Linked DNA regions of Mus musculus: regions 2 and 3 are each linked to region 1. Evidence: chromatin loops called from intact Hi-C (ENCODE). Cell type or tissue: left cerebral cortex. All regions are shown on one strand. Links, peaks and the distances in the headings refer to the core of each region. The heading gives the core; the rest is flanking DNA.

Region 1 (7,691 bases), core at 3,102-5,601:
ACTGTTGAGTTAGAGAAGGATAAAATACTTCAACTATGTGTCCATTCATTATGAAAATATTAATATATATAGCAAATGTTGATGAAGTATACACCAGATTACAGGGGATATTGTTCCCTAAATTAAAAATACAAACTACGAGTGCTGTGGAGATGGCTCAGTCAGTAAAGTCCCTACCATACAAGCATGAGGACGTAGCACCCCCCAAAATAAATAAATAAATAAATAAATAAATAAATAAGCCAGATACACACTCTATACCTGTAAACCCATCTTTGGAAAGACATGGAAAGAGCAGGGTCTCATGAGCTCTTGCTGGCTAACCATGTTCAGTGAGAGTTTTGTCTCAAAACTAAGGTGGACTGTGATGGAAGAAGACCCCCAATGTCAAACTCTGGCTTCAATATCCACATATATGTGCATACATGTGCACAAACCACACACGCACGCACACACACACACGCACATACAAATATGAACTGTATGTTTTAGACTTTGAGTTTTATGCATGTGTATATTTGTGTTTATGTGCATTTAACTTCTTTCTATGCTTTGTTTGGTTGGGATTTTTGTTCGTTTCTTTGTTTGGTTGGTTGGGTTTTGTGAAATAGCTCACTATACACTTCAAACTGAACTTGAGCTTGGTGGAAGTCCTTCTGACCAAATGTGGTATTGTAAGCATGCACCAATTTGCCTGACTTGTTTTTGGGTTTTTTTTTTAATCTTTATAAGAAGCATTGCAGCCACAAGCAAACTGTTGGAATACAACCCACGTGAGAATGCCAATGCTTCCCAGAGGAATGTAGTTTCCTACAAATGTATGTTTCTATGAGAATCACAAAATCCCCAGAAACCTTCACCCTAAAGAGTTTTAAGGAGGTCCATTGTACTTGGTTTAAATGACAAGATACCAAGGAAGAATTAAGCTCAAATAGGAGACAACATTATCCTTTTATACAATTCAAAAGGGGAGGGGTGGTAGAATCAGGGTATAGGGCAGATACCTTTAATCCCAGTACTAGAGAGGCAGAGACATGCAGATCTCTTTGAGTTTGAGATCATCCTAGTCTACATAATAAGTTTTAGGACACCCAGAGCCACATAAAGAGACCCTATCTTAATTAATTAATTAATTAATGCCAAATAGCTTATCCAAGTACAACCATCCCTAGCCCTTATATTTAAAACTATTCTAATAAAATGAAGTCAAATCAAAACTTAAACAATGGCTGTCTAATTGGGCTTAAGGCCTGCTCAATTCCGGCTTGATAATGTAAAGCTAGCCAACTATCCATAGCCAGTCTCCATGGACCTGAAAGGAGAACCTCCTACAGCTACTTTCCTAAGCCAGAATCATGCCTTACTTCATTCTAGATACTCAACTGTGTACCCACGTGTAAGCGTAGTTCTCACATCCTATCAAAGAAGCTTCTTTTTATAGCAGAGAGAGGCCATTCCAGAAACCCACAAGTCAAAACGGAGAGAACTACTGACCATGTACACACTGATACATCTTCCATATAAGCCCTATACCTAAGCCTCAAGGAACTGCAGAGAAACTGCGGTGGAAGAACTGTAAGAGCCAGAGGACCAGTGCGTCTGCTGGGAGATAATGTCTTCTACATATGACCATGAAGTCTCACAATGTGGTCGCCTAAACAAGACCCGCACAATGACAACATCGGTTGACACGCCAACACGGATGGGAATATCACAATGTCCCACCCCTACATGAGAGACTAGGGCAAATAGTAAGTGCAAAGAAAGGGAGAATCAGTGTTCTCCTGGGACAAGCTCCCTCTTAGGTTACCCAATCCCTAACTAAACACTAAATGTCATCAGATTATAGCTATACATGTTTATATGTGGGAAACAATAATTAAGGAAGACGTTAGAGATCTGGGGGGGGGGGTGTGGAGACATGGGAAGAGTTGCAGGAGATCAGGAGAGGTGCTAAGTGATGCTAACACAATACTCATGGATGAAATTCTTTTTAAAAAATTAATTAAGAAGGAGAATGTGGATCTATGACATTCTTTTAATTTTAGCATGTCTCTTAGTATAAAGATATCAAACTAGAGAGAGAACTGTAGACCTTAGAATCAGTGGAACGTTAGGTAATGAGTCTACACTCTTCCATAGGAGAGGAATGCCATACAGGAGGATAAAACCATGCCTGCAGGATAGTCTCTATCCCGCTGGATGTTTTGATTAAATCCATAAATAACTAAATGGCCTGCTAGACATGTTGTATTTTGTAATCAAGCTGTGTCTTATGTGAAAAAGTGTGGTTCTCAGTGACATAGCCACACTGTTTTGAACTCAGAAAAGTGGCCGACATTATTTTTTTTTTTAAATTGTGTTTTCTAAAAGATGTGTGCTTCAACTCTGCCAGCACACAGTTTCCTCTTATATTTCTCAGTGTTTGCTTGTTGTATAATTAAATTTACCCCATAACTTTATACAAGTTGGTTGCGGAGGCGGGGGGCGGAGCTACAGCGGGCATGCGGTTCAATTCCTATAAGCTTGCTCTGCCTCATCTGCACAAAGAAAAGATTATGGGCTGAAATTCTTCACTTACCCTTCCAGCTGTTAAATTCTGAGTGCTTGTAGTGATGACTCTTCTGTAGAGTTTATGTGTGTCATCTATTCCACGTTGTCTGTGTCCTACTAGAAAAGAAGGAACTACATCTGGGGCTACAGCTCAGGACAGAACATTTGATTTGCATGCACATTGCCCTAGGTTCAATCCCTACTTCCACCAGGAAAGGGAGGAGGCAGAGTATGAAATTTCTCTTGAATCCACCTTTTACATATTACATGCATCTTTGTAATGACTTGGGTATGTTTTACCAGGAGAGTAACTGCCAAATAATAGCATAGCCTCCACAGAACTCTCCACAGAGACCAAAGGGGAGTAGAAATTCCTTCAGCACCTAATGCTGCAACCTCTGGAAAGTAAATATACTTTTGATGCAAACCTCAGCTCTTGCTGATGCTCTCTCATTAATGCTTTTTAGCTTTAGCTACTGTGTAGGTATAAATTGCAGTTAACAGGGCACTAAGTCAGTCACGCAGTAGCAGCAGGAATTGCATGCTTTGGCATTCTCTGGCAACGATGCATTGATTGCTCCTTATTTATTTATTTGTTTGTTTGTTTATTATTTTGGTTTTTTGTTTGTTAGTTTGTTTTGGGTTTTTTTTTGTTTTTTTTTTTATTCTTTTGTTTCTTCAAGACTGGGTCTCACTATCTATTTCTGCTTGTTCTAGAACTGACTATATAGACGAGGTTGGCCTTGAACTCAGAGATCCTGCCCTGCCCCTGTTTCCCAAGTTTTGGGATAAGAGGCATGTGCCAACACCACTTGACTTTCCTCTTATTCTCATCCTATAAACTATGACCTTAGCTGACTAATGCTGTAACAGAAGCTTTGGCTGACACCATGAGAACAGCATTAGAAAGTCTCTGTATAGAGTCCAGGTTACCAGACTGTTGTACTAAGGATAACTCAGGCATAGGGCCATGTTTAAAGTTCTGCAGGATGCTTCACTTAAAGGAAAGTGACAGGTATGGTGGCGACACAAGTGTCCCTCTACTGCTTTCCTCCTAGGTGTGAGACAGCACTTTGCCCTGTTAAACCAAAGCAAATAATGTTCCCGTCGGTTCCAGATTTACGGCTCAATCCAGAAGGTCGCTGCTAACTGAGAAGTCTCCAGAATTGGATCAAATTTTCAATTCAAATGAGGAGAGCAACTACGCATCTCATGCCTCATAGATGTCCAAATTTAACTTGAAGCCTGCTCCCTCCTTCCAGATGGCTCATGTAGTGGGAGTAGCGGACAGAATTAGCAAGCAAACCCAGAGACACACAGCTCCCTGCGTCCAATGCAGCCTCCCTCACAGCCAACTTTTATTGAAGCTACTGTTAGCCAGCAGAATGGCACAGGTGAGCATTGCTTTAAGTATGAGGAAGCCTTAAACCCTTCCCCTCATAAGGTTATTAGACTAGATTTTTGCCCCCCTCAAAAACAAAAGCATGAGGTATGCGGATAGAAGAAAACTGAAGACACTGCTCAGAAAATATCTAGTCGCTCTTTCCTCTCCACCATTACTCTGAGTCAGGGATGAGAGGTGACCCCATGGTCCAGAATTTCACAGCAACTCTGAGTCTCTAATTTGGATCCCTGTCACCATAGTTCAGTCAGGACATTGGTGTCATTTCTTATGAGAGCATGAACTCAAGTCTTTGGGCCTTTACGGATGGCAAACCACTTGTCTTCCCCCTCAGCATCTCTAGGAGGAAAATATGTTAAATCAGATCAAAAGGTATAAAAGGAAAGAAAGAACTCAGAGGCTAAGACCTTGACTTCTTCCTCTTCAAATCTCCAAACACTTTTAAATAAAAAAGTAAAAAATAAAAAAATAATTACAAAAACTTTTTCAGTCTTCCCACTCTCTCCCACTATGATTCCTGAGCCAGAACCAGAAGTTTGCTGTGAGATTTTTTTTTTCCCTCCTAGAAACGTCAGAGCAGCAACACCCATGAACTCTCATCAGCATCATCGCTCCTACACAAGTCCTAAAGAAGGATGATTCCAATAGACAGACTAGCATGAATCTCATGGGGTCTCAACCTTAGACAGAGAACGACAGGCAACTAATGAACCCTGGCACTGGGAGAAACAGTCTTTCCCCAGGGAAGAGCACTCAAGTTTGCCTGTCCAATACCAAGTAGCCAGCTCTGAAACCATATAGATAGAGAGAATCTCTTGTGTACTGTGTGGAAGCATCACCTGTCAATAAAAAGCTGATGGCCAGTATGCTGAGGTAGAATTAGAAGGTGAGACATCTGCTAGAAAGACTGGAACTCTGGGAGATAAAGGCAGGGGATTTGCCCTAGACTTGGAGGAAGTCTGACGCATAAACCTGAGATGTAACTAGCCTTGTGGCAGACATAAAATAGTGTCAATGGTCTATATAAGTTACAAGCTAGTTGTGGGAAGGGGGGCAAAGCTTATGGCCTAGGCATTTATTCATGAATAAATAAGCCTCCGAGTTGTTATTTGGGAAGGAGTGCACAGGGGAAAGGTCCCAGGTTACACATATACATGCAAGAAACATTACACAGACGAAGCAACTTGTAGTTATGTGTTCAACAATGTGTGTGTGTGTGTGTGTGTGTGTGTGTGTGTGTGTGTGTGTGTGTAACAACAGTTTAAAAATGCAACTCATAAATTTGAGAAAGTATGGGGAGGGAGGAACATGGGAAGGGTGGGAGGGAGCGAAGGGAAGGGGGAGGTGATGTAATAATACCAAAGACTTAACTTCAAAGACTAGTATATATAAATATACATATTTAGCTTTTTGAGAGATGGCTTGGTGCTTCTCTTGCAGAGTAGAGGGGTTCACATTGAGTAGGCTCATAACTGCCTGTCATCCCCGTTCCAGAGCCTCTACCACCCTCTTCCGGCCTCAGCAGGCATCTGCTCGTGCGTTGGTGCACACACAGATAGGCAGGCAAACACATATACATAAACAAGCCAGTATCTAAAGCATTTTAGATACTTTTTCATGAGTATTTTGGTAGATGTGTCCTAGAGATGAAGCAATCAATGCAGGAAGTGAAGATGCATAAAAGTGTAGGCAGCAAGATGTTTTAACGAATGGGGTAGTACCAGTTTTTACACCTCTTCAGAGAATGGTCTTTTTTCCTATATCTCACCTCATGTTTTCATCTTGTTACATTTACCCAAACATGGTATCCTTATAAACCAACAAATCAGGGTATCAAAGCATTGGAAACTGTCCTCCAAAGGAGTACAACTTGTTACATCAGAGATGAACAGAATGCAGTCAGATCCCCTCCCCAGCTCCGGCAGCTTTTGCCCTCTCTCTTTCTTTTGCTTCATCCATGGCTGGCTCCAAACTCAAGTTTCTCCTGTTTCAGCCTCCACAGTGCTGAACTTACAGGCGTGCACCCCAGGATCCAGGTTCTCTTTCTTTCCATCTTATCCATTTCTTTGGGCTCAAAGCACTGTGCAGTATGAATAATGTACGTAATACAAAGGTGTGTGTTGAAACTGACTTGGCCCGGGGTGAGAAAGGGCATCACACATTCGCAGGTGTGTGTTGCAGTTAGAGAATCTACACACATCTGGTTGTTTGCAAGTCAGTGCTACTGCTTAGAAAATTCGTCTCGCTGAAAGAGTAAGGCTGAACAAACTCATACTCTATGACCCGGAATGCTGCATATAGACATACATTCAGAAGAAGGCCAGTTGGAGAGTGTTCGTAGCGGTATAATTCATAATAGACAAAACTTGGAAACAGTCCAAATATCCACCAGCAGTGCAACGGATAAAGTACTCATATAATGAAATGCTTTTGAAATTTTGAAATAAAGGAAATTACTACTGCCCATAACGTGAATGACTCTTATAACTGTAATGTTGAACAAAGGAAGCAATCACCAAAAAAGGAGGATTATAAAGAGAGAAGCTTCAAACAGTGAATATGTGCTTAAAAAAAGGAAAAGATTAGTCAATGGACACTTACAGAAATTAATATCTAGACCAAACATGAATGAAGGCTCTAGGGTATTGATAGTGGAGTATACAGGGGTGTTATGTTTTTTGTTGTTGTTGTTTTGTTTTGTTTTTGTGTTTCAAGATGGAATTTCTCTAGCCCTGGCTGTACTGGAACTTGTTCTATAGACCAGGCTGGCCTTGAACTCACAAATCTGCCTGCTTCTGCCTCCCAAATGCTGGGCACCTGGCTATGAAGTGTATTCTTAAACTGGAGGCTGATTATCCCTAACTGTGGAACTGTGTACAAGTTCCACAATTCACAGAATTTAAAATAAGTACGTAGTGACATCCACATGAGACTAAGGAAACCCCAAAGGCCTACAAACTGCCTCTGAAGGGTAAAGAATCAGGAGAGTCACAGAAGGATTGGGGAGGGGGAGGAGGTGCTGGTGTGAAGCCCAGAGTCCAATGGTCTAAAACCCAGACTCTCCAAGGACCAGAGCAGAAGAAAATGAACTATACATGTTGGGAGTAGTAAACTTGCCCCTCTTCTACTTTTTGGTCTATTTAGGACCCTAGTAGATTGGACAGTATCTACCTACATTGATGAAGAATATTTGTTTCAGTCAGCCCAATGATTCAAATTATAGTTTCTCCCCGAAACACCCTTAGAGATATACCCCATAATACTGTTTTAACAATTATTTGGGTCTCCGTTAGTCCATTCAAGTTGTCACATAAACGAACCATCATAGTATGTAAATGACATGATTTTATAAAACCACCTTAATAAACTTTGCTTCTCCTGAAAAATACTCCCAAATTCCCATAGATTGTACTCCTTAGAATGTAACTTATCAGGGGGATCAAACTAGCATTCAGTATAGTACAAATTGTTCCATAATATCAATATTCACAACGCAAACTTTCTAGCCGTGTTTGATGCTTTAAAAGCAAACATTGCCTGTGAGAGTTGGGCGTGATAGCTCAGTCTGTCAACTTCTTGCTACACAGGTGTGAGGACCTGAGTTCAGTCCAGCAAAACTCACTGTTAAATGTGGCTATTTAACCTTATACATCTCAGCACTGGGAAGGTGGATCCCTGGGGCCTCACTAGCCAGCCAGGATAGTCTAATCTGGTAGTTCCAAGTCAATAGAAGACC
Region 2 (7,691 bases), core at 3,138-5,637, 160 kb before region 1:
AAGGCTACACAGAGAAACCCTGTCTCAAAGGAAAAAAAGAATTTGTACTACTTAGAGCCATGTTACATCAGAATGACAAGGAAGAAGGATCAGAGATAGGAGGCAGTGTGTGTGTGTGTGTGTGTGTGTGTGTGTTCATGTAGGGGGGAGGGGTATTCACATCAGGGCCTGTGAGTGTGGAGATGAGGATGTAGCTAATGATCACATCATTTGCCAAGTAGGCTAAGCTGGCTGACTTGTAGAGACCTACCTATCTCTGTTTTCCCAGCTCCAGAATCTACAAAGAATGGTTGGTGTCACAATGGTTTGTAAAGCATCACAGCTCAAATGTCCAGAGCACTAAAAAGTACTCAAATCCCAGGATCCCACTGATCAAGAGGATCATATGCTCCCATGTCCAGCTGGTTTTTGTTTGTTTAACATTGGTTTTGAGTATCAAAAAAACAAGGCAAGCACTTTACCAACTAAGTCAGTGCTTCTCAACCTGCCTAAAGTTGTGATCCTTTTAAGACAGTTCCTCATATGGTGGTGACCCCTAACCATAAAAATTATCTTTGTTGCTACTTTATAACCATAATTTTGTTAGTTATTTGGTATAATATAAATATCTGATATGCAGGATATCTGATATGTGACCCCTGTGAAAGAGTCATTTGACCCCAGAGGGGTTGTGTGCACAGGTTGAGAACTGGTGAACTAAACTATCTCCCCACTCTACAACCTGAGTTATAAATATACCTGGAAGAAGGAAGGCCTCACAGACAGCTTAGTTAGGTCTCAAAGTTACTTACTGCAAATCCATCTCTCCACAACTTCCCTGAAACCTAACTGCAATTCAACAATATAATCAAGAAATTTTTCCTGGTAGCATGTGCAAGAAAAAAGGAATCTTAGAGAAAGTGGAAGGAAGACAGGAGGGGAGGAAAGAGGGGGGGAGGAGAGAGGAGAGGAGGGGAGAGGAGAAGAGGGAAGGGGAAAGGAGAAGATGGGAGGGGGGAGAGTCAGATTATTCAAGGATGTTGAAAACAGAAGTAATAGGTTCAGCAAGAGGGTGTGGACAAGGCTAGCTAGCCTTTCAAACATAAAATCCTATGGTTCCTTCTCCTGTGTCTTTTATCCAGTCCAGAGAAACAAATCTTCAGGTGTAGGGGGTGGAGTCTGGCCTCTAAGGAAAAGAACTCTCCTTAGAAGAGACATAAGAAGCGTCTTCAGAGGTCACGATGCCACCTCACTCCATCTCCTTCCTCTAACAGAAAGGGGTCCACCTCTCCATGGTAAAGAGCCGTAAGTCTGGTGAGACCTCAGAAGGGGAACAGAGAGGAGACTGCCAGGGAGATAGACCATTTGAACCATAGTGCCTTTTACATCTTAAAGGACTGGACAGGTCCACAGTACTCAGTGCCCCTGTTCACATCCTCAGGGAATCAGCGTGGCGAAGGGTCCATGTTCATTCATTTGACAAAGACACCACTTTTCCGGTAAATATTAAAGAATGTCAGAGAGAGAGAGAGAGAGAGAGAGAGAGAGAGAGAGAGAGAGAGAGAGAGAGAGAGAGAACTACTCACAAATGATTAAAATGCATGGTGGGAGAGAGAGAGAAATTAGATGCATCTGTGGTCAAGGAGCCCACCTCGTTCATTGGTCAGTAAGATTGTGGAAAGCCAGGAAGCTGAACTCACCTGTGGGAGAGATAAGAGTCATTGTTTGTCTCCCATTGTTACCTGTTTTGATCCTAGGCTGCCTCTCCTATCATTTTCTCCCATGGTACAGTCTCCCCTTGTCAACCCAGAGACTGAAAAAAAATTTATTCATTGGATGTGAGAGCAGTAGACTCCCCTCCCTTTGTCTTCCTCAGGAAATTAGTAGCTCATGTTCCATTAACTGGAGTGTTTTACCTTATCTCCTTCCTCTACATGAAGTGGGAATTTCAATGCCATAATTTAGAATTATTCTGCCCAATTCATCCTAAATGGATTCTGGTCTCCTTGCGGCTCTTATCTCTAGACCTCACTAAGGATAGCATTCGGACTCACCTACAGGCACACAATTGTCCTCTCTTCAATGTGGAGGCGTTTAGAAATATAATGAAACGTGACAAGCTTTTGAATACGGCTCCAGAAATGGCCTCTTTCGTGGCCATACAGATTGCTTGCCGTTTTAGCATCCATCCACTCTCTACGTTATTTTACGATCTGTTTTACAGACAAACCTGGGGAGATACACGTATCCTAAACTGACAACTCCTGTTCTTTGTTCCAAGACTGTTTTTACAGAGAATGATTATTTCTTCTGATATTTATTTGCAATGCAGTTTCCAGAAATACCCCAGCATCATCAGCCGGAAGCTTCATGTGAGGAGAGACTAGTGAGGGTGTATCCAAGCCATGCAGGTTAATGCTGTGGGTTGTTACTGTGCGCACCTCACATAAGAGAGGTTTTATAGGGACATTCTTCTAGGATATTTTAGTTCCTTTGGTTAAATTTTTCAAGAATGGTGTTGGTTTTGATTGGTTGGAACCTGCACTATTTATACCAATAGTTGAGAAGTTGACTATCTAGATCAGTTTCTTATTTCAAAAATAACTCCAGTTCCAAAGAAGTCAAATGGTTTTTCTAAGAATCATATAGAGGGTAGCGAACCAAGATTAGCTGAAGCCATCTGTATTCTATACACTTTTCATTAACTTGGATGATCATCCAATTATGTGTAACATGAGCTAGTCCTAACAAAACTCTCCTGCTTCCTAATGAGGGATAAGCAGAAGGTATCTCTATAAATCAATAGACTCATTCTGTTATTATACAGAGTGCAATAGCGCTTTAAGAATTCATTGGATGCTATCATTTTGTATAAACACCAGTGTCTCTTCTCTGATCAGAGCATGATCAACACCAAGCCTTGAATGGTTTACTCAGGAGTGATATAAAGAAAACAAAATTTACCAGGCTTCATGGATTCTATCTTCAATTCTCGCAAATAATCCCATGGCTATGCATTTCATTTGGTTTTCAGAAGTAAAATTAGGCTGGTATAAAAGACTGACATTCTAGATATGAGTTGGACTAGATAACAGCTGGCGTGCCATTTGGAACCAAGACCCTGTCATTCTCTCCTCAGATCAATCAATCATCAATCAGTAAATAAATTGAACAGACCTCAGCAACTTTCCAGGAGCTTCACTTTTAGCAAGAGATGAACATGGTAGGGTCCACCCACAAAACAACTGTGACATAAAAATAGTGCCTCCCAACTTCCCAGCCTCCAATGAGCCAAGCTTCTACATAATCCTCCGAAAGACTGGAGACATCCAACATGTAGAGAGTCACCCTTGGCTTCGATCACAACAGATGCTGGTACTTCCTATACCTGTGAGCCAGAAGGGCTGTGCTTGACCTCTAGATATTATCCAGAACCAGGAGTGGGCCTTCCTCTTACTTCCTTTTCATGGCCCAGGGAAGAGATGCTATAACCACCTGGACACAGGACTCAGATGGGAAAATGGTTAAATAGGACTGAGTGAACACCCCATGCTCATTTTGATTGTTTTTGTCCAGCACCTTAGCGAGAAAGAGTCTCTCACTTTCTCTGAGCATAAGTGTTGAGCCCATGTTTTAACATTTTCATGTTTCCCACAGTGGCACAGCTACCAGTGAGAGAGCACTGCTTGGAAGAAACTGGAGGAACCCACACAGGATGCTCCTGCCTCAGATTCTATTCAGCATCTCTTAGCCTGCACTGGTCTGGGGCTATTTGAAAAATGCATAGATTTAAGTAAGCTGAGATGCCTCATTCTTTCAATTCATCAGATTTGCCGACTACTAAAGCCATGTCTTTTAAACTCAATATATGCTATAAAATAACTAATAGTACAGTGAATTCTCAGAATTAATCATGCATAGAATCAAACATTCTCAAAATTCCACTAAATTGCCCCATACCTTAGAAATATATTGCTTTAAGTTAAAGCACTGAGGTCATCATTAGTACCAAAGGAATCAGTATTGGTTGTAATTTTTACCAGATTATCTTTATAATATTCAAGTTGAAAATCTTAATGAATTCTCAGATCTCAAGAATGCAAAGTTAGGCTCCAACAGCATCCTAGTGAATTGTATTTCCCCAACTTTTCAGATTAATATGTCAATATCCTTATATGAATATGTAAAGCCAAGAACTGATATTTTACAAGCTTTCAGTTTAGAAACTAAAGAATAAACCACGATTTGGTCAAGATAGTCATAGCAGATATCCACAGCAGACTGACCATTCAACAATCAATGTAATCTCCTTCTACAATGCTGTCCTTTAGAATACAGGCTGCAGAGCTAACTCACATTCCTTCCAGGGGATTCTGCATGGGCTCTGGGTACTTACAAGTCCTCTAAAAATCTGAAGGCTCCTCAAGACCTTATATTCATGTATGCTATACTTATATTCTCTAACTTGGAATCCATGTTGCACATAAGCATTCTGACTACTAGTGAGATATGGTAGTCCTGCTTCTTTAAATATTGGAGACATGCAAAACCTCATGGCATATCATTTTATGGCTGTCTTATTTTCATTGGCATTCCTAGCGTTATTTTGTTGAAAGAAGAAGAAGGCAGGCTGGGCCTGAGGAGCCACGAATACTAATCAGACATGCTAAGTTGCTCCTCTCTTGTTCCAGGCTGACTCACAAGCCATCTGTGCAGATATGTAGTCATTCTCACATTGATATCCATGTGGCAGCCAGTGACGGATGACTGTACAGGACAACCGAGTTTTTAGATGGGTGAATATCTGCTAACTTACTACATTTCACTGGCTAAAGCATTGAGAACAAAGAAACAAGAGCCATTAGACAGCCTGTTCATCAAGGTGTTGTCAAGCCAGTTTCACGTAGACTTAGAGTTCCAAAATACCCCCCAACAAACAGTGACTTCTGGAAACGTCTTAGAAATAAAGAATACAGGTGTGCATGTATGTGTATTTTGGGTGGGAGATGCCTGTGGGGTATATCCAGAAGTCACCATCAAATATTCTCCAGGAACTGTCCACCTTGCCCTTTGAGACAGGGTCTCTTACAGGAGTCTGAAGGTAGGCTATGAAGCTAGAATAGCCAATGAGGAAGCCCAGAGAGATCGGCCTGTCTCCACTGTCACAGTGCTGAGAAGACAAGCATCTACCACCATGCCTAACTTTTTACGTGGATTATGGGGATTAAATTCAGATACCCATGCTTGGACAGCAAGCAGTTCACCCCAGCTCTGGAGATACAGAATCTTATACACACATCATGGAGAGCCACCAGGTAAGAAATTTAAAGGATAAGGCCAAAGAACCTGCACTTTAGCCAGGCCTCCAACTGACTCTGATGCGTGTTTACGTTTGAGGACCACTCAGGTCAAGTGGCCCTAGTTAAGGCAGTTGAATGGAGTTTCAAAACCATCACAGCAGGTTTGGAAAAAGAGAAGAGATTGTTGAAGAACGGGGTCTTTGATTTTTAAAAATAGCCTGATTTAGAAATAGAAAAGCTATAAATGGAACCCAGTTCACACACACACAATGAAAAGCGGCTTCAGCAAAAAAAGCATTATGTTGTCCCTAATCACTGGCCTTGAACCTTGACATTCTAACTTAGCACCAAGCAACTTTTTAAACAAGTTGATTAACTTTTCTGTACATTGGTTTTATCACTTAAAAGTGAATAAATGGCATAAAGTTTATTCAAACACACCTAGATTGTTTTCTACTCATTCTGAAAAAAATATACACCATGGTATGTGATTTGTATCATATTGATTCTGCCTTCCCTTGCCAGTACAAGCATGAGACTGACGTTTCCCAGCAACCCTTTTCCGTATGTGGGAGCTGCGCCTAGAGGAAATTTTTCAATAGATATTGTAGCTCTGCACTCCAACGACTTACAACAGGAGTTCAACATAAGTTTAGCAAAATCCACTGACTATGAGAAAGATCCAGAGTAACACATATTAGCAATTATCAATGTTATGGAAATATGTACAAGTTACTTTCATGTCTACAGAGTTATTAATGATTTTGCTCATGCATGTGGCTTAGTTATGTTTCTATTGCTGTGAAGAGACACCATGACCAAGGCAACTATAAAAGAGAGCATTTAGTTGGATGTGCTTGTAGTTTCAGAGGGTGAGTTCATGTTCATCATGGCAGGGAGTATGACAGCAAGAAGACGGGCATGGCCCTGGAGCAGTGGCTGAAAGGTTGAAATACAACCACAAGGGGCTGAAGAGATGGCTCAGTAGTTAAGAGCACAGATTGCTCTTCTGAAGGTCGTGAGTTCAAATCCCAGCAACCACATGATGGCTTACAACCATCCGTAATGAGATCTGATGCCCTCTTCTGGGATGTCTGGAGACAGCTACAGTGTACTTACATATAATAAATAAATAAATCTTTAAAAATAAAAAGGGAAAGAAAGAAATATACCCACAAGGCACAGAGAGAGAAACAACTGAGAATGGTGTGGACTTTTGAAACCTCAAAGCCCACCCCTAATGACACATCTCCTCCAACAAGGCCACACCTCCTAATCCTTCCCAAACAATCCCACCAATGTGGACCAAGCAGTTATGTGTAAGTCTATGGGACCATTCTCACTCAAACCAGCACAAATGGTAAGGACTAGATTTGAATTTTGCAGGATTCTGTAGACATAATGGTCAATTCAGAGTTGTCATCAGTTTATGATATTTAAGAAAGAACATTCAGGACTAGAAGGGTGGCTTGGTGGTCAAGAGCACTTGTTGACTTTACAGAGGATGTGAGTTTAGTTCCTAACATGGTAGTTCATAGCCCTCTGTAACTCTAGTTCCAAGGGATCTTAATCCTTCTTCTGACATTCAAAGGCACCACCACGTATGCACATGGCACATAAACATACATGCAGACAAACACACACACAAAATAAAATGAATAAATCTAAACAAAAATTTTTAAAAATAAATCAAGACTCACTTGTATTCCCCAAAAAAAAAAAAAAAAAAAAATGAAGCAGGTAGTTATTGTAGTTGGAAGAATACAGCAAATTATGTTCCCTCATGACATGGAAAGATGGCAGTACTGGGTACGTTGGCAGGAGATTGTGTCCCATCAGTGAGTTGGGGGGTGGGGAGGAAATAGTCATGTATATAAATGGAGTTTGTAAACACGGTGAAGGAGGAGTCAGCTAAGCTATCAAGCATCAGGGACTGAGTGTTCATTGAGCCAAATGTTTACTCAGAAATGGAAATGTAATTCAACATCAAGCACTATGTAATGAATTACTAAAGAAGGCTAGCTAGAAGCACAAAGGTGTTCCTGAAGATTGAGCCGTTATGCCTTATCGCATCCACAGCCTTGGCAGGCAGTAGGCACTTAGCAAATACTGGGGGCAGAATAAATGAATATAGGCTGGGAGTGAGAATATTGTTATTGTTGTTATATAAAGTTGTTATATAATCATAAAAAAATTCAGTATTTTAACTGCGTGTTTCTTGAAAGAGTGGGGGACGTTATGTTCATGAGCCTGTATCATAACATCTTTCAAGTTTTGTAATGCCAGTGGCTTGCACATGAAAATTTCATGCATTTTTATAGTAATGAATCTTATGAAATTAAAATAAATCCAGTGCTTTGAACTGACAAGGAAGTGTGGCACATTCAAATGCATCAACTTGATATTTTCTCT
Region 3 (7,691 bases), core at 1,992-4,491, 60 kb after region 1:
CCCTCTATCTGGATGGATGTCCAGTCCCTGCTTGGGTAGGCTGGGGTACAGAAGCAAACCTATTGCTGGATCTAGAGACAGCATGTCCTGTCCTTCCAAAAAAACAATGAATGGAGCAAATCTCTCCCTCCGTAATAACCAATTTTGCACTTGGCAACCTTGTCTAACACAGACAGCTGGTGACACTTTTGACACCCGGGGCCACACACAGAAAGAAAGCAGCCTGGTCGATGCTGCTCAAGAGGAACTGAAGGAATGGGGACAACTCCCGGCTAGGAGAGGTGGGTGCCTTTCACGTAGACTGCAGGGAGTCCACCTGGTAGACGTTCTGGTTGGAGGGCGTGGTGAAGTACAGCTGCGGAGTGGGGACACGGTTGTCACAAGGGCTGCTCAGTCCCAGGGTCCTTTCGAAGTCAAGCAGCTGGCCCATGAAGTTGAAGTTGGGGGAGATGTTGGACTTCTTCATCTTAACAATGTCGTAAGCATCGTTCATGGACAGGTTGAGCTTCTGCATGAGGTACGCCACTGTCACGGTGACAGAGCGGCTGATACCTGCCAAGCAATGCACCAGGACACCACAGTTTTTGCCTCGGGCTTCATCTGCGGGAACACACACAAAAAAAGGCAAGAGTTCACTAGACTGGAAAAAAAAAAAGGAACCAAGCCTTTGCAAAATGCTTAGCCTGAAGTCTGAATTCAGAAGGAATAGTAAACAACAATTATATGTGGCAACTAAGCCCCCGAAGGCACCAGAAAATGTATAACGGGAGATAAACATGCACACTGAACACAATCACATATTTCAGATTATTTCCTGTAAAGGGAGCTTTTGTAGTAAGTTTCTAACAACAAAAAAACTCCTTAATGTGTGTACATTCCTTGCCTCAACTTGTGAATACCAGAAACCCTGCAATCCGGTCCTGAATGCCTCTCATACAGACCAAGCAGACTGCAAGGGTCTATTAAATTATTCTCCCAACTGTTGTGCAGCTAACAATGGGGGTATTCAGGCATTTTAAAAGAGAGAGGGAAGTCACAGGGGACAGCCCATTAGAAGGAACAGGATGTCTACATGGCCTGAAAATGAGTTCCTTTGTAATAGGAAATGCACTACAATGCCTGGAGCTTCGCTTCTCTTAGGCTCTCAGCCCACAGTCCTTCCTGCGGGGGATCAGGTTACCCAGAGGCTCACAGTAACCAGTACCCTGCAGTATCACTCAGCTAGGTAACAGCTAGTATTCAAACTGCTTTCCAACAACTAACTTGGGTGTCCTAAAATAACTCCTAGATATATTTTTTTAATTATAATGCAATACTAGAATTCTTGTCTGCAAGTGAGTGCTTTTAACTCACTCTCCTCTCACATCCTGTCGTCTAGAGATAAGGAAAACATGGCTGATTGGAACAGCCTCCTTTTAAAAGTATGAATTAAATGGCTCAAATAGTCCCCCGATCTGCTACGTCAACGGGCCCTGTTTTCCCTTTAAGCAAGAAGGTAAACAAGAATTAACACTCTTAAAGACAGTAGAAGACCTGCAGTCCAGCAAAACAGCCTGCAGGAAAACAGATTAAGATCTTCAACTCTATGAATGACTGTAAATTAGTCTCACCTATGAAAGAAATGGCCTCAGGGAAAAACTGGGACAGGTTTTGGCTCCAGTGATCCGAGATAGGAATTTGCTTGTATTTGAACTCGCCCGCATTCTCAAACAGATTGGGCAAATTGGGGGTGACATTCAAGATGTACTTGATGCCAAACTCTTCCAACACGTCCAAGTTGGTCGAGTCCTTGGCACAGCCCAGGTAAAGGAAGGGCAAAATCTCCACCGGGAAGGAAGGCTGGCTGTTGGACAGCGGGCTGCCATCAGAGTCCGTTGCACTATTGGGGTCTCGGTCAAGGTCAGACTCAATGTCCGAGGAAGAGTCCGAGCTGATCCGCAGGCCCCCGAGCCCCAGCACTGGCAAAGGCGGGGAACTGCTGCTGCACGAGCCGTCTAGATTGGTCTCGCAGTGCAGGGCGAACTCGGCCTGGAACTTACTGAAGCCACCTGCCAGAAACAAGAAAAGCAATCTTGTAACCGGAGAAGCTGTAGTAATTTACAGCTAGTGAGAAGCACAAAGAACACTATGGACAGGCACCCTAGGAACCCCCGGCAGTGGTAGAAGCACGCTTCAATGCGCACCTTTAGGAACACTACCCGCTGCTTACCCTGGGAACACTTATTCTCCTGAATCTGGAAATGCACAAGATTACTTTTCTTAATATTTCGAGGAGCTGCGAGGTGCCAAGCTGCACCCTGAACTACGTTTCCAGCTCTTGTGAACCTTAATCCTACACCTACCCAAAGAAAGGTGCCTGATTAACCCTTGAAGGAGAAGCTACCACGGTGGCCCAGCTAGCTCCCCTAAGCGCAATGCAAGCGGCGATCGCTACCTCGCTAACATTTTCCCCAGCCTGCAGTCCCAGCCCGGAGCCCTGCACCCGGGGCGCACAACATACCTTCCAGGTAGAACGCCCGGCAGCCCTCGTCTTTGAGTTTCTTGAGCAGCAGCCCGAGGACCGACTCTCCACCAGTGTTCTCATTCCAGTCGCTGCTATTCTCGTCGTACAGCACCACGGTGTCGGTGCCGCAGCGCCTGGTAAAGCGGTCCCGGTCCTCGCAGCGCGTGAAGAGCGCACGCACGGGCAGGTTGCCCTTCTGCAGACGCCGCAGCATGATGCCGGGGATGGCCACATTAATGGCAGATTCGATGTGTGACGACTCGTACAGCTCCTGTGGTCGGCAGTCCATCAGCAGAAGCCGTTCGTTGCCCAGCTCCAGCTGCTCGTTGAGCCACGACACCGTCTTGCAGATCGCCATTTCCGACGCGAAGGGCACGGGTCTGAGCGTATCTATCATGGGGGTCGAGCTGCAGGAGAAGGCGGGGTGCCTAGCAGACGCCCCTCGAGGCAGGCATAGGCCGAGCACGCTGCGCGAAGCTCCCGCTCTCGGAGCGGGGTTTGATTCCGCCTCGCCTTTCCCAAGCCGAGGCTAGCGGTTAGGGAAAGCGACACAGAAGTCAAGTCGGTGGTCCCTCTGCACCAGATCACTCTCCGAGTCAATGAATCTCTCTCTCTGAATGAAGGTGCCCAGTTTTGTTCCTACCCAGTGAATGAAATCCAATTAATTCGGACTCCGTGCCACTGAGAGGAGAAAAAGGGAAAAGAAAAAAAGTCTAGCGGCTCTTAATCCTTCCCTCTGAGGCTGCACCTCGGATCCAACCCGGTGTTTCTCGCCGGATTATTCAAGACTGGGTTTGCTCACAGTCCCTAGGACTCCGCGAGAGCACACCCCCTGTGCGAGGCAGCTCCTCAATGGATACAAACAGCCAGCGTCTCAATGGATACATTCTCTCGGTCAGCCAATGAGCGCGCTGCGGAAGGGGCTGTTGCCGTGGGGACGGGCCGGCTGGAACAGGTTGTGTTGATGAATTGTTAATGAGTTTGTCATTCACAAAAACGGAAAGGAATTTCCGCTCCGGATAAGCCCCAGTGCAAACAAGCTGCAACTGCGGGCTCGGCGGGAGGAAGGAGAAAGAAGAGGAGGCGGCGGTGGAGGAGGAGCAGGGCACATAAACCAGGGCACTAAAGTTGTCTCGTGTTTCCTTCTGTTTAGAGTTCACACTTCGCGTCTAACTCTTGCGCACCAGTAGTGCAATTAGCAAGCACAAAAGCCCTTATTCGCGACGCTTACAATCTTAAGTTAGCCTTAATAAAACTTGAGGGGTTTTCCCCCTTTTTAATTCTCTTTAACGCTAGATCCAAGCCCGCCATAGCGCCGCCCCTGCTCCCCCACCCCCAACCCGGTCCTCCTTTAGATCGTGTGTGGCATTTGTTTGGCTCTTTTAAAAGTCTAGTTCTGTTTGTTCTAATGTCCTTTTAGGCGAGGCTGTGTTGGGACTGGTGGACTGCCTGGGCTTTAGCGACCCAACGAAGTGTTAAATGCTAATCCAACATCTCTAGAAACAAACTAGTGTTTTGTTGAAACATTTTAAAGCAACTAAGCAAACAAGCGTTTGGTTGTCCAGAAAACCAGAAGCGCCCCAACCCCGGGCTTTCTCAACTTTCTTGGCGGCAGCGGAGGGGGGGGGGCGGGTGGTGTAAGCACCCAAAACCTTGTCAGCTATCCCTGCACTTTTCTTCTGCTCCGGTGAAGTGGGGGCATTCTGAGCCATTGTTCCGGAGATCTTGCTCCCCACCACCATCACCGGTCACCCATCGAGCCTGGGGAGTCGAGCTCCTTTAACGATCTGGAGCCAAGAGCAGAGTTTGGTTTCTAAGAGGAACCGGTCTGGCAAGGCAGCCTAGGTTAGGTGCCTGGGACGACAGGCCTCACCAACGTTTCCTGCACCCCGGAGACCTGCAAGCCTGCGGGAACTCAAGCGTAAACAGTGGCGGTTGTGGACAGAGGCCGGTCCCCTATCCTTTCTAGGCTGCAGCGGTCCCCGGGCCCCGCAAGGAGCACGCTAGCAGCTCCAAACGCGCTTGCGCGCTGCGCTTTGGCCGCAGCATTGCTGCTCTGGGGGATGGGGGGGGGGGGGCAGGACACGCGACGACCCCGTGATCGCTTGTAAGGCCGTCGCGGAACCGTCGCCTAGTGAGAGACCTGGAGCGGAAAAGGAGCCAGAGGTGTCCCTGTCTGGACCCCATGGTTCCAGAGTTAGGGTTGGGAAGTCTCATGGGCACCACCCGCAGGCAACTCAGGACGGAGGCGGCACCGGAGCCGGATGGAGGCGTGGCCGGCGGGGGCCGCGACGGCGACAAGAGCGCATCCCCGGCGCGCTCGGTTCTATTGTTATATAAAAGTGCAGAGGCCGCCCCTCCCGGACGGAAAACCACCTGTGTGCGGCGACGGCGGGCCCTGCGGAAGGCGCGCGTCCCGATCCGGTCAGCCCCTCGGGTCCCAGGGAAAGGAGCTGGGCTTTGTCCGGCCGCGACCGGGAGGCGGAAGCGCCGGCTGCGGCCCTTCCCGAATCCGGGGCGCGGAGGGCGTCTAAGGTCACGGGATCTCCCCAGCCCAGCGCCTCGCAGCCGGGTCCTACCTACTGTCGCCCGCAAAGCAATTTGCATTTTTAATCACCCGCCTCTTCCGGGGTTTGGGAAATGTGGGCTAAAACAGGGCGACTTGGAGGTCCAAGTAGCCAATTTTGGAGCCCTCCCGCAGGCAGGCGCCCCAGAAGGAGCGTTTTGATGAAAATGGGGGTTGCCTCCAACCTCTCTCCGCGCCTTTTTTGGGCAGCACTGGGAACAAAACGCCCATATTTCATTGGCTAGCTTCCAACTCCCGCTGGGGTAGGCCTGTGCTGCAGCTGACGCCCCCAGATCCTTCCCCATCTGTTACAGGTTTTCCCACCCTGAGACATTTCAGTCTGTGGGACCAATGGTTAGGAGGAGGGAAGTGGGGTGCTCCGCGGAAACGTGAAGGACAAGCCTCAACCTCCAAACAGAAGAGGGAAGCAGGTTGGGTTTTTCTTTACCAAAATTTGAAGTGAAGCACCAGACAGTTGGGAGGTTGATAATAATATCTTTGCACACTGGTGGAGAGCTCTAAGCATTTGTACCTATGTTTCTGAGTCTGAATTTTTTCCCACTTCCTTCAGGAAATTTGACCTTTCGATCTAACTATATCCAGTTACAGTTTTTTCTCCTTGTCATCTTTCTTGTATTTTACAGGGTCTTTGTAATATTAAGTGGGCACCATGTGTGGGAATGTCATGCCCGTTAGCTGATATGCTTATATGTTTTTGAGCTAACCTGCAAAATGGCTTGAGCACTTTGGGAGGTTTTTTGGCCAAGGTCGGATTTTTTTGTTTGTTTGTTTGCTTTTTTTGTTTGGTTGGTTTTTTGTTGTTGTTTTGTTTTGTTTTTTAATTTCCTGCCCCAAACACTCCCTTTTAAGTCTGCTTGATAGCCTGCCAGGTTCCTCACTTGCAGCTAACCCCTCAAAGGTCTGCTCAGAACAGTTTAATTCACTCTAGTTTAATAATGGGGCAAAGCAGGAGAGAGATGTCCTACTCCAGCTCAAATGACACCTTACCCAGGTTACCTTGGTGGACTGGGATGTCTTAACTTCTTGAGGTTGCCTTTTAAAAAGTTGGTTTACAGGGGCTGGAGAGATGTTTCAGCGGCTAAGGGCACTGATTGTTCTTCCAGAGGACCCGGGTTCAAATCTCAGCCCCCATATGGCAGCTCACAACTGTAACTCCAGAATCCCATACCCTCATACAAACATACATGAAGGCAAACTACCAATGCACATTTTAAAAAAATGTTTTCGGCTCATTACACCGAGACAGATGAAAGAGTTTATGGAACGGTGCTGTAGGGTGGACACGGCCTTGTTTCTGTGTCTCCCTGAGTAATTTTGTGCAGTCTTTAGAAAACCTAACACAAGTTAGGTAAGGAAGATGAAGGAATTGACCCGAGGCTAAACTAAAGCAGAGAAGGTGCTCAGGGCTTGAGGCCAGAATTGAGGTGACCACGTCCAAGGATCATTAAGCTCCTACTTCCTGCTAAGACACAAAGATTTTAACTTGCCTAAGTTGTACATTTCAGCTTTTGACCACAGGTTCTGTTGCACACACTGCACGTACGTTAAGGGAGGGTAAGGCTCCGTGGCACACACCAGTGGTTTTCTTCACTAGTCAACCATTCACAAGATTAATAGTTCTTTCTTCCTTAGGGTATGTATCGTGGGTTCTAACTCTCACAGTTCCTTAGCTAGGAGCATGGGCCTGAATTCAAACCTTACCTGTATGACTCACCAATATGGAGGCAGCCCTGGGCCTCACTTCACTTCTTCACTCACTTCATTTCTTCTCTCACTCCACGTTTTAGGGAAGTAGTAGGAATGAAATCCGTATGACAAGCCGGTAAAGTACTGGCTTTTCTTGTAAGTATGAGGACTCAAGTTTGATCCCCAGAACCCATGTTGTTTTGTTTGTTTGTTTGTTTGTTGTTTTTAAATAATATAATTGAAGCCGGGCAGTAGTGGCGCATGCCTTTAATCCCAGCACTTGGGCGGCAGAGGCAGGCAGATTTCTGAGTTCGAAGCCAGCCTGGTCTACAGAGTGAGTTCCAGGACAGCCAGGGCTACACAGAGAAACCCTGTCTCAAAAAAAAACCCAACCCATTATCTATCTATCTATCTATCTATCTATCTATCTATCTATCTATCTATACATTAATAATAATAATAATAATAAATTGAAAATAAACCAATGCTTGCAACACTAGCACTAAGGAAGTAGTGATAGGAAGATCACAGGCGCTCACTAGCCAGCCAACCCCGTCTAGTTGGTAAGAGACCCTGTCTCAAAAATCAAGGTGCGCATGAGTCCTGAGGAGCAACATCTGAGATTGTCTTCTGGCTCCAAAGCACACTGGTGACCTCACACTCATATATGAAAATACATACAAAAATAGGTTTTTCATTCTTGTTTTTTGTTTTTTTTTAAACTAAAGATTGCTTCCCTTCCTTGAGCGCACCTTCCCATCAGTCCAGAAATACAACAGTGATGTATGGTGCGAGAAAGTAGAAGTGCTGTGTGGAAAGCTAAGCAAGAAGGGGAATCCATAAACGTGTAAAGTTGGGAATATATGTATTTGCTTAAAGGACATTTAGGAATATGAATAGTTTCTCAAATGAATA

What was found. A loop is a pair of places that touch in the nucleus more often than their neighbours do. Peaks named below come from ENCODE experiments on the same cell type or tissue, not always from the same donor. Only the 100,000 strongest peaks of a DNase experiment are listed, where the experiment ranks them.
Region 2: a loop joins it to region 1, with 8 times the contacts of the local background. A loop is called at or near these places in 3 of 42 quality-filtered maps.
Region 3: it touches region 1 in a loop (4-fold over the local background); 8 of 42 quality-filtered maps call a loop at or near these places.

Annotation. Positions count from the first base shown.
Region 1 is chr10:99,319,603-99,327,293 of GRCm38, reverse strand. No RefSeq gene overlaps it. Among named protein-coding and RNA genes, the nearest start is that of Gm34921, 53 kb to the right of the region's middle. In left cerebral cortex, for the core only: no CTCF peak of the experiment used is centred there; DNase peaks (open chromatin) are centred at 3,789 and 4,525; H3K27ac peaks cover 1,856 bases.
Region 2 is chr10:99,477,740-99,485,430 of GRCm38, reverse strand. The region is part of intron 1 of Gm34983 (a long non-coding RNA gene); the gene reads right to left. Among named protein-coding and RNA genes, the nearest start is that of Gm35035, 21 kb to the right of the region's middle. In left cerebral cortex, for the core only: no CTCF peak of the experiment used is centred there; DNase peaks (open chromatin) are centred at 3,249, 3,629 and 4,683; H3K27ac peaks cover 1,256 bases.
Region 3 is chr10:99,258,901-99,266,591 of GRCm38, reverse strand. Dusp6 (dual specificity phosphatase 6) reads right to left here and starts at 3,361. Exons shown (of 3, transcript NM_026268.3): 1 at 2,501-3,361; 2 at 1,611-2,048; 3 at 1-600. The coding sequence starts at 2,900. The coding sequence ends at 293. In left cerebral cortex, for the core only: a CTCF peak has its summit at 3,530; DNase peaks (open chromatin) are centred at 2,589, 3,440 and 4,362; H3K4me3 peaks cover 2,500 bases; H3K27ac peaks cover 2,355 bases.